2 separate regions of the Homo sapiens genome follow, and region 2 is linked to region 1. The links are chromatin loops, found by intact Hi-C in ENCODE. Cell type or tissue: ascending aorta. All regions are shown on one strand.

The links. Hi-C counts contacts between places; a loop is a spot of excess contacts. Peaks named below come from ENCODE experiments on the same cell type or tissue, not always from the same donor. Only the 100,000 strongest peaks of a DNase experiment are listed, where the experiment ranks them.
Region 2: it touches region 1 in a loop (4-fold over the local background); 1 of 110 quality-filtered maps calls a loop at or near these places.

The regions. Positions count from the first base shown.
Region 1 is chr3:20,315,368-20,317,867 of GRCh38, reverse strand. No RefSeq gene overlaps it. Among named protein-coding and RNA genes, the nearest start is that of SGO1, 130 kb to the right of the region's middle. In ascending aorta, no CTCF peak of the experiment used is centred here; a DNase peak (open chromatin) is centred at 1,447; H3K27ac peaks cover 2,330 bases.
Region 2 is chr3:20,096,447-20,098,946 of GRCh38, reverse strand. All of the region lies in intron 3 of KAT2B (lysine acetyltransferase 2B), which reads right to left. Among named protein-coding and RNA genes, the nearest start is that of MIR3135A, 40 kb to the left of the region's middle. In ascending aorta, no CTCF peak of the experiment used is centred here; no DNase peak of the experiment used is centred here; H3K27ac peaks cover 1,030 bases.

The DNA of each region.
Region 1 (2,500 bases):
CTGCTTTCTGCCAAAAGGCCTTTTCTGATGCAATGCCATAGAAGCCTGCTCAGACCAAGGACAAGCATAGTTCAAAGGTTGCTCTCAGAGATAGCCTTCAACCTACGGGGAAATGAGGGGGGCCAGATAAATGTCTCTGACTCGTATCCTACAGGTGGATGCTTCTGCAAAGTATGCTTCTCAGAAGACCCCAGGAGAATCAAGTCTTTGTTTCACTCCCTTACATTGGGTTTTCCTCCATCCTTGTCTAACTCTTCTCATACCCTCACTACTGCTTTCTGGGATCCTCCCCAAATAAATTATAAGCACCCAAATTCATTTCTCAAGCTTTACATTGAGGTGAACCCAAACTAAGACAGAAACCTTTACTCTTGAGAGTGAGCTAAGACAGACCTTCTTTCTCTGACATCCAGGAAGCTCCTCTCTCACTGCTGTCCCATGAAGACCTACAGAAAGCCCATCCTCGGGGCTTCACAAGAGCCGCAGTTTGGGCCAGGCTTTAGGGCCCATGTGATGACTTAGTAAATCATATCCAGGGAAGAACTCTAACTCAGGGACCCAGAAGGGTCCTAGAAGCTGACAGGGATATTACATTCTCTCTATGTCTAGAAGAGCACAACAGACTCTTCATCTTGTGAGTTTCTACAACTACCAACAGTCAGAAAGCTCCAATTATCTATTGATACATAATACACTACTCAAAGTGATGGCTTAAAATGATGCCAATATTTATTTTGCTCACTGCATTATAGATTTATAAATGCTGTCTTAGCCCAGTTTTGAGGCTCAGGCTACAGGCTGGTCAGTTCCCCTTCTTGAGCAGTCAATTATATCCATCTTCAAGCATCTCCCTTATTAGGCTCTCTCGTTCTGGGCCACTGTACACCCATCCTAACCACCTCAGAACCACATACCAGAAAACTGAGGACAGTCTTTATGCCTCAGAGGCCCCTGATTCCTCAATTCAATCAGCCCACTTATTCCTAATATTCAACTGGCCTATCCAAAGCCTACTTGCCCTATCTCACCTTTTTTTCTCCCACAGAAACCCCACAGTGCAATAAAAGCACTTTCCCAGAGTTCCCCTCTCTCTCTGTGCACCACCAATCCCAGTGCTTCTGCTGCTGAGTGGCCCTGCATGGCATACTGTGTTCTCAGGGAACAATGAATGTAACAAAATTGTAAAACTCTTTCCAGCTTCTCTTTCTTGATCTCTGCCTGGCCTCACCATACCTCACCTAAGGTAAAATGGTTAAAACACAGAACAATCCTGCAATTTTGGCAGGGCTTGATAGTGCCATCTTGTCTCTGCTCCAAATGGCCCCAGCTGGAGTGGCTCAAAGGCTGGATAATAGAACCATTTAAAGGCTCACTTACTCATTCACATGCCAGGCAGTTGATGCTGGCTCTCAGCTGAGACCTTAGCTGGAGACGTGGCTGGAAATACCAACATGTGATCTTGCCATGTGACTGCTAAATTTGAGAGAATTAAATGCCTTAGGCAAAGTCACTCAGTAAATATAATTCTGGACATGAACACAGGCTGGGTTCCAAAGGAGAGTGTTCCAAGAAAAAGTCAGATGAAAGCTATTTCACCTTCTCTAACCTTCTCTAGCCTCACAAATCATGGAGCACGCTGCATTCCACCTGTTAGACATGAGTCCCTAAGGCTGGCCTCTATTTTGAGAGGAATGTCAAAGAATTTGTGGACAGAGTATTTATCCTTTGAGGAATCTGCCATTATTGACTTTGACATATCATCTTGTCTTAAGGATCTGATCCATGGATTCCCTAAGATCTTGGAAAATGGTCCCTAGATTTCCTAAACTACAAGAACTCAGAGACCTGTAAAGGTCTTTAAAAAGCATGGAGTTCGGCCGGGTGCCGTGGCTCACGCCTGTAATCCCAGCGCTTTAGGAGGCCAAAGTGGGCAGATCACAAGGTCAGGAGATCGAGACCATCCTGGCTAACACAGTGAAACCCCGTCTCTAGTAAAATACAAAAAAATTAGCCGGACGTGGTGGCGGGCGCCTGTAGTCCCAGCTACACGGGAGGCTGAGGCAGGAGAATGGCGTGAAACCGAGAGGCAGAGCTTGCAGTGAGCCGAGATGGAGCCACTGCACTCCAGCCTGGGCGACAGAGCAAGGCTCAAAAAAAAAAACAAGCATGGAGTTCATCTTTCCATCAGTATACCTAGCAAATGGTTACCTAGATAAGGTTTAAATGCATTATATGGCAACAAAATAGGTCAGTACCTTCTCACACTCCCCATTTTACTGTGAACAGCTCTGCCAGAATATTCTTCCTTATCAAAGTCTATCTTTCCTCAAAAGTTCCAAGTCTTTGTTTTATTAGTATCTGTAGAATTACACAAAATAAATCCAATCTCTCTTCCACTTGATAGCTTTTAAATATAAATTATCGTATCTACCTAAATCTTCTCTTTTTTAAATTTAATAACTCCAGTTTCCTTAGCCATTTTTACAGAATTGGGACTTAT
Region 2 (2,500 bases), 220 kb after region 1:
TGGAAACCATTCTCTCAGGGGTAAATGGAACCTGATGAACCACCAAGATTGAAGATGACCATGTCTCACCACTGAACTGTGTCTTACAAGGACCTCAACTCCTTCCAGGGGTGCCATACAAATTATGAGTATGGGGCATCTGTTCATCCTTTCAAGTATTATGCCCATCTTTATAAAAGCAAATTAGCAATAAAGATAAGTCATTGTATATGTTTCTAAGAATATCTAAAGATTGGTCATAAAAATTAAATACAAATAATTCTGGTTGCTTACTTTTTTTCCCCAGTTAAAATAAGACCATTTAGGAACTTGGCCCATTTGGGGGTTTCAATTTGGAGGTAAACTGATGGATTGTGGAGATGTTGAACTTCAGTTTATCTATAAGATGATGAAGCTGGGATAAGTGTGCATATAAAAAAAAGTTCTTAATAGCAGCAGGCATTTGCATCCTTAATTTCAACAGACAATCTTCATGGTTCTTCACATATATTATCTCATTTAATACTTACAACCTTTTGAGGTAGGTGCTACTACTAACAAGGCAGATTAACTTGCCCAAAGTCACATTTAGTAAGTGATAGAGCAAAGTTTTAAACCCAGGTAGTTAGACTCCAGCGCCACATTTGTAAGCACTAAGATATACTTCAACTTTAGGACGCAGCTTTCCATTGGGTTTATGTTCAACATCTAAGACTGACTTTTTTTTTTTTTTAATTTGGGACGTTGTCTCACTCTGTCGGCCAGGTTGGAGTGCAGTGGCATGATCTCAGCTCATGGCAACCTCTGCATCCCGGACTCAAGCAATTCTCCTGCCTCAGCCTCTCAAGTAGCTGGAATTTACAGGTACACACAACCACACCTGGCTAATTTTTGTATTTTTATAGAGACAGAGTTTCACCATGTTTGCCAGGCTGGTCTTGAACCCCTGACCTCAGGTAATGGGCCTGCCTCAGCCTCCCAAAGTTCTGGGATTACAGTTGTGAGCCACCGTGCCCAGACTAAGACTGAAATTTTTTAATTCTACTAAAATATGTAACACATTTTTACTTTAATTATTGACACATGAGACACAGGAACTGCCTTTCTCTTTTTTTCTTTTTAAAAAATCATGGGCCAGATGCAGTGGCTCATGCCTGTAATCCCAGCACTTTGGAAGGCCGAGGGGGGAGATCACTTGAGGCTAGGAGTTCAAGACAAGCGTGGCCGACAATGTGAAACCCCATCTCTACTAAAAATACAAATATTAGCCGGGCATGGCGGCACACACCTGTAATCCCAGCTACTCAGGAGGCTGAGGCAGGAGAATCACTTGAACTCAGGTGGTGGAGGTTGCAGTGAGCTGAGATCACACCACTTCACTCTAGCCTGGATGACAGAGTAAGATTCTGTCTCAAAAAAGTTAAAATTAAAAAAAAATTTTAATCATTATTTTTGTTTTGTTTTTAGGAATTGCCTTTCAGAAGCTAAGGAATAGATTATTTATAACTTATTTGCCCAAGAATAATACTTTTTGCAGGAGGTGGGGAGAATGCTGAATATTTTGGATTGTGTTTCCACAAGCAAATATATTTGCACTGTTATTTTAAGATGAAGGAGGGAAGAAAGAGAGAGAAGATGTACTTTAAAGCAGAGCAATGCTTTCTGGCTTGTTTGGTTGGTTATAAACTAAATAGAGGCTGACAGGATGGAAACCTTGACACCACCTTCACTTCCAACAGGGTAGTGGGGAGCTGCCAGGGAGCACAGTTCCAAGACAAATAATAGCTGTAGTCAGGCAGACCTTGTTTTTCTTCAACTAAGATCTTTTTCCAAAGAAGCTCTAAACACTATGAACCTGCCAGGGTTCGAGCTGAATGACTCAAACCTCACAGCCATGTCAACAAGTTGTCACCTGGATGCCTAAAGTGGTCCAGTGCCTGCTAATGGCTGTGGGGAATCCAGCTGTTCATATTCTCTCTCTTCCCCCACTCTCTTTCTCTCTCTCTCTCTCTCTCTCTTTCCTATTATTCTTTTTAAAGTTAATATCCCCAAATTTAATATCTACCAAATTTTAAAAATATAATTCTACCTCCCACTCCTATCTCCTAACCACCCAAAAAAACCCATTAGTACAATAAAAGACAAAAGTTAATAAAAAGGGGGAAAGGCAAAATTATGAATCAAATAAGTTCAGACAAAGAAAAGAAAAGAGCTATAGGAACTGGGTACAAAATTTGCACTAAGATTCCTAGCAGCCAAAGCAAAAGAGGGAACTCACTGGAAAATTTAGCTGTTTTTGTCATATAAAAATGAAGTACAAATAAATATAAATGAGTTGAAGGAGAGTTATTATAAAATGAAGCACAGTGCTTCTTATTAGAAGAGGCAAACTTTTCCTACCCATAAGCTCTGAGTGCTTTTGTTTTGCTTTCAACATCCTTGTAAGGGTTACACAATACAACATAATCTACAATGCCCTCAGTAGCAGGTTTATTTTTTTTTAAGGTTATTCCTTCTGGCA